2 separate regions of the Homo sapiens genome follow, and region 2 is linked to region 1. The links are chromatin contacts, found by Hi-C or POLR2A ChIA-PET in ENCODE. All regions are on one chromosome and are shown on one strand. The core of a region is the stretch at or near the end of the contact, and the rest is flanking DNA. Distances in the headings are between cores, read along the strand shown. Region 1 has its middle 200 kb from the start of PTEN. Region 2 has its middle 160 kb from the start of PTEN.

Evidence for each region. A loop is a pair of places that touch in the nucleus more often than their neighbours do. ChIA-PET counts read pairs that join two places held with the same protein, here RNA polymerase II (POLR2A). Pooled maps may share reads with other maps.
Region 2: a map of naive thymus-derived CD4-positive, alpha-beta T cell shows a loop between it and region 1 (2.6-fold over the local background). The contact joins two enhancer-like sites. A Hi-C loop is called at or near these places in 2 of 168 maps with a recorded cell type or tissue (CD8-positive, alpha-beta T cell and naive thymus-derived CD4-positive, alpha-beta T cell), 14 of 37 single-sample maps with no recorded cell type and 8 of 50 pooled maps. POLR2A ChIA-PET finds 5 or more read pairs at or near these places in 4 of 52 experiments (BJ, OCI-LY7, T-cell and 1 more).

Annotation. Positions count from the first base shown.
Region 1 is chr10:88,062,682-88,067,803 of GRCh38, forward strand. No RefSeq gene overlaps it. Among named protein-coding and RNA genes, the nearest start is that of PTEN, 200 kb to the left of the region's middle. Within about 2 kb of position 1,975, at least 15 of the 41 ENCODE cell types and tissues checked have a DNase peak (open chromatin) inside an H3K27ac peak, as active enhancers do.
Region 2 is chr10:88,024,891-88,030,012 of GRCh38, forward strand. No RefSeq gene overlaps it. Among named protein-coding and RNA genes, the nearest start is that of PTEN, 160 kb to the left of the region's middle. RefSeq lists a silencer at 2,717-2,766. Within about 2 kb of position 2,746, at least 6 of the 41 ENCODE cell types and tissues checked have a DNase peak (open chromatin) inside an H3K27ac peak, as active enhancers do.

The sequences.
Region 1 (5,122 bases), core at 725-3,224:
AGGAGAAGAAATGGCCTAAACAATCTTCATTGGCCAGCAGTTGAAAAAATATTTGTTTTGGTTTTGTTGAGCACTTTCCCTGTTGAAACATGAACATTTTGAGGGGAGGGGAGATCCCCATTGTGTACGTTTGATTCATTTATCCTTAGCAAATCAATTGTTTCAAGTAGAGCCTTTATGTCCAAGAAGGCTATAGAAAGCTTTACTGCCCTTTTCCTTTCAAACAGGAAGTTGCATTTGGCCAAAAGTAAACAAATGTGAACCCGGGAAGGTTTGTTTAGTGTCTAATGCTGACTTCAGGACCTGAGAATGGAGTCTGTGCTTGGCAAAAATGCCTTCTCTGGGATCTGTCTGGGCCAAAATATTCTCTGCTTATGACCTGGCCTTTGTGCTCTGGTAAACATCCTCCTCTTACCAGCCCCCAGAAATTCACTGCCAAAGGCCACAGGCAGTTTTGCTTGCTTATCAGAAATATTCTAAAGGTGATGGCAACTTGGAAACATACTTTCAGCAGGACTTAGCTTTCTGGAGAGTGGCCACTGTGAAAATGGCCTGTAGCTTGGAAATCTCAGGGGGTGTGAATGTAATTTGACATTCTTTGTGCACAGGCATGGGCTAGCCCCTCTGGGTGAAGAAGCTTTCAGGAAAGTGACTGTTACTACTCAGCTAACAATGTAGTGCTGAGCACTTTGCAGGACCGAGCTCACGAAAGTCTCACACAAGTCCTAGGAGGAAGGTGCTATTATTATCTCCAGTATACAGATGAGAGAACTAAGGCTTGAGAAGGCCATGAAACTTGGCCCAAGCTCACACAACTAGTCAAGTGTCAGAGCCCTCAGCTCTCTCTGCCTTCTGATTTAGAGATTTTAATTAGTGCAAGTTCAATATCTAAACTCTAGGAAGTTGCTAAGTATTTGGGGTAGAACCACATGATTCAGGTGATGATCAGTGTATGACACTTTACTATGACAGGCCAAAGAATTGAGTAAGTAGCATTTAAAGTTTTTACTGAATGGGATTAATGTCTTGTTCCAGGAAGGATTGAAGGCAGCTGATATAAACTGGGCAATATGTGAGTAGGTAGAGATGGTGAGCTCCAGAGGAATTTGGGATGATTCTCAGAGGAGGGACTCTGGTTGGGCCTTGAAGGATGAGTGGGAATTAGGTAAGTAAAGAACATTTCAGATTTGGGGAATCAGAATCAACTCTCTTTTAGGAGGCTTGCATTTGAAGCTACTCCATGAAAATGTTCTAAGTACACACAGTGACCTTTCTTGGGCTATGCTCCTACACTTGCTGAGCTCTTATATTCTTGAGAGATGTTTTATCAGCCTAAGCATGCAAAGAAACATGTGACCTGTGAAGTAATCCTTCACCAAGAGCACGTGCCAAAGCTGGTCAATATTGGGCCAGAAATTCTCCCCATCCCACCCCACCCTGCCCTGTCATTAACCAATTCTCCCCACATCCTAGTGTCACTAGTCTTTTCATGGTTCTGAAAACATGTTATTGCTTAAGTGCATTTCTCTACCATACTTTACAGACATTATCACTAGTCCTCACAACTGCTCTAATAAGGTAAATGACATTAGGCCCATTTTACAGTGGAGGAAACTGAGACTGAGAGGTGTTAAGAACTTTGCCCAAGTCATACAACTTCTTGGTGGTGGAAGCAACTAATTCATGGAAGAAACAGATCTGATGCCAAAGCCCGTGTTCTCTCTACTCTACCACATACTCTCCTTAGAACCGAATGAAGACTCCCCAGGCAGTTTTTGCTAGTATTCTGGATTTGTTTAAAAATCCTCGTAAGATGTTAACAACTTTAAGTCCTGTGGTGGTATGGGGGACCTGAACACCTGGGTGCATTTTCTTTTATTTACTCTAACAGGGACACAGACCTCTGGCTTCTTTCATAGAAACCCCCCTTTTTGAAATGTCTCTGTTTTGTTCATTCAGGAGAACAGATCAGCATCTCTCATGCAAGGCCTGGCTCTGTGCCCATCTCACTTTTGCAATGAATTTAGCAACATCTGCTTTGCCCATTAAAGTGATTTTTCTCTTCCTGGCCCTGAGCCTGTATGCTTGCTGCAATTGATTACTAGCAATTTCCTTCCCAAACCAGAGAGTTCAGTGAACTCTAAATTGAATTGTTGCTCACTGGTCTCCTTTGGACCAATTGCATATGGCTTACGTGCAAAATGGTCAAGCCACTCAGTTCCCGAATCTATAGGCTGATGATTCTGGTTAAACGTGGGAGAGGACCTGATGAGTGACATTTCCCATTTTTGCACACAGTGGCCTAGGACTGTGGTCACTTCTGTGTTTCTCAATTTCAGGTGGGGGGAGGGGATGAAGCCACCTTGCTTACAGCAAGGCTGTTGAAGTACACACCCTCTTTCCTTTCAGTCATATTGCAGCACCAATGGCCTCAGATGTAGTTGCCTGGAAACCTTGTTTCAGAGACATCTGAGAAACATATATCTAGCTCCAGAAGTGGCTTAGAAAGACCTCAGGAAGATGCATATCACTGTACTCTTTTGAAGGCAGCAGTGGGTCCCTTTAAGTGGTTCAGGCAGCTTTTTAAGATAAAGCAACGCCCAAAGTGATGCTGAGCCTGTATACCTGGCCTGCTGCTCCATCTTGATTGGCGGATATCTAGTTATCCTTTGAGATGTAGTCTGAGTGTTACCTCTCAGGGAGTCTGCCCATGTCTCACTCAGCCCTGTATTCCCAATATCTAGCACAGTGAGTACATGTAGTGCACCCTCAGTGAAAGGACAAATGAGTGAAGGATGCTGCTCTTCTCGTGAGAAGATTTTAAACTGGTACTTTGCTCTGAGCTGTCCTTGAAGTGTCTCTCCTTCCCCACAGCCATGATAGCTTTACACAGGGACAGTGAGGAGTTGTTGGTTATTTAGAGAAGTGAAAGTCAGGAGTCTCCTCTGCCACATAGTCCTAAAAAAAAAAAACAACAAAAAACCCAAAACAAAGGAACTTATTACTGACCAAATTACTTCCATATATCAGGGAGGTTAATTTAAAGCTAGGAATCTATAAATAAGAAAAAGGTAGCATAAATGACTAACATCAAATAGTATTGACAATTGCTGGAAATCATTTGAGTCATTGCACATTCTGTCTCTTTGAGCAGACATTCCCCGTTTCCACCACAATTGCTGACTGCATACCTACCAGTATCAGCAGCCACTTCTGAAATGATTATCGCAGACGAGACTGCAAATATCCTATTCTTGCAGAACTCTGTCACAAACATCTTTAGCATCGAGCTTGGGGCTTTCTGCCTTTATTTCTGGAAGAGATCTCATTTATAGTATTACTATAGTGGAAAAAGATGAGAAAAAGCAGAGTATTCCGAAAAGCATGGCTCAGCTTGAAACTATGCGATCCATACCTCTTAACCAATGGGAGCTGCAACTCCAAAGTGTTTAGGGAGTCCTAGGGTTTTTAGCTTCTAGAAAGGCCTTAGGTCTTTATTTCTTCATTTAATCCCTGCACATTGGCAGGTGGCCCCTGTAGACCTACAGAGGAAATGGGCTAGTGAACTTCAAGGGAAACTTAGCTGGGCTTCATATGGCGATATGAAGTTAGGGAAAAGACATTCAGCATTTTTTTTCTAGCTTTGAGAACCTAACAGGAAAAAGGCTGGGGAAATATTCCAATTGTCTACTCTTGGACTTTACTATCCGTTTATCAGATGCAATTAAACTGGGTATCTTTCCTTTCTCCAGTCCCTGGCAGTAGAGAGGAAAGACCTCAGCCCCCCATGTAATGAAAGGAGATGGTCTGTGCTTAGTCATGCTGTTTCAGTTCTGCTGCCTGTCACCCTGGTAGCTGGGATTAAAATACATCCTTCCCCTTTCCAGAGTTTCTTGCTCAAACTGAACAGGACTTTTCCAAGAGAAATGGATCACTCTAAGGTTCAACTCCTCAGGCCCAGGCTCCGTCCAAAATTCCAGGTTGAACAAATCATTAAGGATAGGTATATGTTACAATCTACCCAGCGCTAACTAAACCTCCTCCACCATCAGATCGCCACCACTGCCATCAAAATGGCAGTTCACATAAAATTAATGCTGATCATGTGCCAGACGCTGCATAAGCACTTAACATATGCGATTTCATATGTGATCATCAGACAGCTCCATAAGGTAGGTTTTATAATCACTTTATACAAATAGAGAAACTGAAGGTCTTAAAATTTAATTTTTTTTTTTTAGGCAACAAGTGTTCATTGAGAGTGTGGGGCATGGTGCGAAATTCTGGGGACAGCACAGTCCCCCTGGGCTCTCAGTGAAAGCACATTGAAACTCGTGTGCTGCAACAGGTTACAGAGGAAGTCTTTGAGCGCTTCATGTGTAGCGGGTTTAATTCTTCTTTTTTCTTGATTTTCACACGCCCCTGCACTTCCTGCTCTTTCCTGGGCCTGGAAGCGGAAGTACTGAAATACTGAGACAAACTGTTCTTATGGTTTTTAGAGGTTGGTCAAAACCAGGAAGGACAAGACATCAGAAGGCTGGTTCTCTCTGGGTTTTCTCTGAGTAGGGGATAAGAGCTGGGTCTTGGGTCCCTTGACCATGTTTTTATTCTTCCTTTGAATTGGTTGGGCTCGGCAAAGTCAGTCAAGAACTTGATCTTAGCTGCAGCTGCATTGTTCAATGACAGGCTGATTATTGTGTTTTCAACTTCATTTTTCATCGATAACTGAAAGGATATGTCTTTAGTGGAAGGTGATGCTCATATTGATTTTGTGACTTCAGATTGGTATATGCACTGATTTATTTATCCAACAAATATTTATCAAGCATCTACTTGCATGTCCTTCATGAAAAGCCCTGATAGAGCTTATATTCCAATGGAGGAAAGAAAGTAAACAAAACAGTTAAATATGCAGCATGTGAGAAGATGAAATTACTATGGCGGAAATTAAAGTGAAGGGAGGATGGGGAATGTTTGGCTGGCAGGTATTGCAATTTTCATAGGGTTGTTAGGGAAGGCCTCAGGAAGAAGGTAATAGCCGAATGAAGATCTAAAGGAGTTGAGGGAGCAAGCTATGTGGATATGGGGGAAGAGGGCTCTAAGCAGAGAAAACAGCAAGTGC
Region 2 (5,122 bases), core at 1,496-3,995, 37 kb before region 1:
AAGCCTAGAGTTTGTTGCCCTGGTTAGGACCACCTGGGACACAGTCTCCTCCATATTTCTGCTCTACAGCCCTTAGCTCCACAGTCATAGTTGCTGCCCATTCAAGCATCACATCTGTGTGTAAAGCAGGATGAAGGATGGTGTAACGGGCGTGGGGCACTTATATAAGAAAAGGAATGTTTTCCCAGAAATTCAAGAATACTTCCTCTTATATACTATTAGCCAGAACAATGTCAGTAGGCTACCATCAGCTTTAAGGAAGCCAGTTGCTTGAGCATTTTAGCTGGGCACATTGTTACCCTGAACAAAACTGGGGCTCTATAAGAAGGAAAAATGAGGAGAGAACTTACATTGGGAACATAAATAGCAGTGTCTGCCATGGTGGGTTGACTATGTCATTTTACAGATAATAAACTGAGGCTCAAAGAGGTTAAATGGTTTGCTCAATTTATCATACAACCAGCAAATAGCAGAGCCAGGGTTAAAACCCAGATGTGAGTGAATCCAAAGTTTTTACTCGTAACTCCCATTCATTACTGTCATGTGGCGCTTCAAATGAATGATATAAATAACTTGATGGTAAATGCAGGGTGGGAGTAGATCAATACGATTTTGGTAGGTAGAAAATAGGGAGTAAAATCATGCAGAGAGAAAGATTTTTCCTACTGTTGGAGGCCTTTGGGGGACAGGAAAAAGTCCAAATTGATTATCAGAGAGTTATTGTTAGGGAAGAATGGGAAGAAAGCTCAGAAAGAAGTGCTGGGACACCAGGCTTCCTTGATAGCTCCCAAGTAACAAGTCCAAAATGGAATTTCTGATTTCTCTGTTCCCTAATCCACTTTATTCTCCATCTTTTCCCATCTCAGTAAAATTCACATTTATATGCCCAGCTGGTTAAACAGAAAATCTGAGGGTTGACATTCATCCTTCTGTTGCCCTCACTCTCACATCTGCAAGTTCTGAAGTATTTACCTCCAAAATATCTCTCACTATGTCCTTTCTGTCACTATCTCTGCCCCTTGCTCATCCAGCTTGCCACCAGCGTGTGCTTGAGAATGGAAACAGCCTCCTCCTAATGGGTCTGCTTGCTTCTTCTCTTGTCTCCTTTAGCCAGTTCTCCACTTGGCAATCTTGAATGAACTTTAAACATTGTAAGCCAGATCATATGACAGCATCCACTTAAAACCCTCCTGTGGTTTTTGTTGCACTTGGAAAGGACCCCAACTATGTCTTTGGCTTAGACCCCAGCTTTGTTTGTGACCCTGCACAGTCTAGTACTTCCTTACCTTTCCAATCCCATCTTGCACCGCATTCACCTTTGCTCACTCTTGGGCTCCAATTACAGTAGCTTCTTTGCAATTGTTGAAATGCTTCTTGCCTTGCCCAAGATCCTTCTTTATGGTTTGGAGTACTTTACCCCTGGTCAACTCCTGTTTCTTCATATTTATGCTTAAACATCATCTCCTCAGGCGGGGTTCCCCACGTGCTCTCTCTAAATCCAGTCCCTCTTGTTCTTCTCTATCAGAAACTTAATGATTTCATTTTTTTTCACATTCAGATTACTTTCCTACATATGTAATTATACCTTTATTTGTTATTTGTTTACCTTTTTCTGGTCTGTCTCCCCTGCCCCCTATTAAGAACAATGAGGGCAGAAGCTGTATTTGTTTTGCTGCTGCTATATATCTGGTAACACAGTGCTTGGCACAGAGTAGGTGCTCAATAAATGTTTGAATGAATGAATGAGTGAATGAATAAACAACTGACAAGATTGACTTGGCAAAGTCTCAAATGCCAGTAGAATGTGTTGCACACACAATTAGAAATAAAGCTTGTGGGCCGGGCGCGGTGGCTCACTCCTGTAGTCCCAGCACTTTGGGAGGCTGAGGCGGGAGGATCATGAGGTCAGGAGATCGAGACCATCCTGGCTAACACGGCGAAACCCTGTCTCTACTGAAAATACAAAAAATTAGCTGGGCGTGGTGGTGGGCACCTGTAGTCCCAGCTACTAGGGAGGCTGAGGCAGGAGAATGGTGTGAACCTGGGAAGTGGAGCTTGCAGTGAGCCTAGATTGCGCCACTGCACTCCAGACTGGGCGACAGAGCCAGACTCCGTCTCAAAAAAAAAAAAAAAGGAAATAAAGCTTGTGGCCGGGCACGGTGGCTCACGCCTGTAATCCCAGCACTTTGGGAAGCTGAGGCAGGCAGATCACCTGAGGTCAGGAGTTCGAGACCAGCCTGGCCAACATGGTGAAACCTCATCTCTACTAAAAATACAAAAATTAGCTGGGCGTGGTGGCGGGCGCCTGTAATCCCAGCTACTTGGCAGGCTGAGGCAGGAGAATCACTTGAACCTGGGAGACGGAGGTTGCAGTGAGCCGAGATAGTGCCATTGCACTACAGCCTTGGGGACAAGAGCAAGACTTTGTCTCAAAAACAAAACAAAAACAAAAACAAAAACAAACAAACAACAACAACAACAAAAAATCACAAAAGAAATAAAGCTTGTTAAAGCAATGTTTGACAAGAAGGATTCATTTTATTTACGAGAATCAAATCCAAATGGCAGGTGGGGGATGTCTCTATAGCAGTTACCAGGATGGTCTCTGATAATTTTATGGAAACAATAAGAACTACATGTATTTAATTCTATTTTAATTTAACCATTCTATGTTCAGGGGGTAGAATTTTGATGATGACAACTACTTCCTCTTCCCTGGAGCACTGTTGAGAAACATTGCCCAGTGTGGCCCTGGGGAGCAGTTTCTGTTCTGGCCTGATCTGGATTCCTCTTCTCCCAGCTTCTGCTGACCTCCTTCTGACTCTGATGCTGGTCCTTAACCGACACTTGTCCTTAACCTACGCTGCCTGCTCAGGAATCAGTCACTTCCTTCTTTCAGGGTCTTTATTACTTACTATTTGCGGATGATTCTTGGTGTCTGAAATGTGATTGCTCAAATTTCACTTTACATAAGTCTGCACCAGTTGATATTTAGAAAAGTTTTACTTCCCTCTAATATATGCGCAAAAAACTGCCTGCTTGTTCAACATCTATACCTGAGTTCTTTGCCTCAGTAATAACAAGGATGATATCTACAGCAATAGTAACATAGCTTCTACTATTTAGTACTTACTATGTAAAAGGCATTGTGCTACTCCTTTGAGTAATTAACTTAATATTTTCCACAGGTGAAGAAGCTGAGGTATACAGCATGTATTAAATAGAGTGTGATAACTACTGTAACACACAAAGCCTTATTTTATTGCTCATGTCCATGTACCTTAGTGGTCAAGGGTGTCTACTCCACATAGTTATTCACGGATTCAGGCTCCTTTCATATGGGTCTCAGAATCCTCCCTTAGGTCCTCTGAATCTGGTGGCACTGACAAGACAAAGGAGAGAGGAAGTGGAGATCATACAAAAGGGTTTAGAACCCAGGCCTAGAAGTAGTGTATTCCTTCTGCTCAAATTTTATTGGCCAGGAATCAATTACATGCCTTTGTTGAAATGCAAGGGGGCTGGGAAATATAATCTTCTTATACACCTAGGAGAAGAGGAAACAATTTTGGTGAGTATCTAGCCAGTCTCTGCCACACAGAAATTAAACAACTTGTCATACAATAAATAAGTGCAGATCTGGGACTCAAATACATATTGGTTGGACTAGAAGCCTAAGCTGTTAGGCACATGTCTATCCTCTCTTTACCTGTATATGTACATTTTTTAATATAAAAACTTTTATATATATATGAAAATACATTTTTAAAGACTGTGCTGCAGCCACATGGTGAAAGCAAGTTTATAGTCTGCTCTTCGTCAGGAAGACTCACTACCTGATTAAGGGCCAGGCTGAAAATGTCTTCTTTGATGAGACAGAAAAATGCATGCTGTGACACTTCCTGTGTGAAGCCATATAACCTTCCTTTTCATGTCAGCAGCTCAGGGATCCTGTTCCTGCTTAACCTATTCCAGCCAGAGATCATGAGATCATATTAGACTAAGGACTTTGGACCTTATCCTGTGGCCAGCCTGCTAATGAAACTCTTAACTGGATGCATTTAAAATGCAAGTGATAGTCTCTCTTTGCTGTATGGGGAGGGCCTTACACCAGTGTAATGGGTATAACTTTGTTCTATAAGTTCAGGTGTGTAAAAAATGTACTTTACATTTTCCTTTAACTCAAATTACCATATTTTATTAATTCCAATACATGCCTTTTTGTATGCTAACATCTCTGAAATGTGGATCTAATAATTGATGGCATGTTTGAATTGCTATTTGCTGGGTGGCAGTGCTGATTTATTTGCCATTGTCTGTATGTGTGTGAACATGGTCATAGGTATTTAGATATTGTTACCTCTTTAGTTGAATAATATGCACTGTTGGTATTACCCAGGCAGAGTTTAGTTGCTGTTTGCAATATTTTCAAAAAGATTATCCTGAGTTTCAGCAATGAAATGAAAACTTATAATGAACAGAAAGGCTCAGAAACAGTAGTGGAGTGTAAATATAGTAAAGCAAAAAAAAATTATAAGAATCACTTCAAAGCTACAGTGTCATACAGAGTAAGAGAATTAAATTACTATAAGTATACGAAACTGCGATACAGAGTTATGTTAAAAAGCATTGCATGTTAGTACATGCCAAGCAAGAGCGCACTCACATTAAACCTTTTTGTTTTTTTTGTTTTTTTTTTTCTTTGAGACGGAGTCTCCCTCTGTCGCCCAGGCTGGAGTGCAGTGGCACAATCTCAGCTCACTGGAAGCTCCGCTTCCCGGGTTCACGCCATTCTCCTGCCTCAGCCTCCTGAGTAGCTGGGACTACAGGCGCCCGCCACCGCACCTGGCTAATTTTTTGTATTTTTAGTAGAGACGGGGTTTCACCGTGGTCTCGATCTCCTGACCTCATGATCCGCCTGCCTCGGCCTCCCAAAGTGCTGGGATTACAGGCATGAGCCACTGCGCCTGGCTCACATTAAACCTTTAACAATGGGTGACAACATCTTGGAAGAAAACCTGGAGTCAAGAGTGAGGATACTAGTAAGAAATGTTTCATCACCAACAGAGAAAAATAGTGAGGAGAAAAATATAAACAGTGATGTGGAAGAGTTAGACTCTGAATG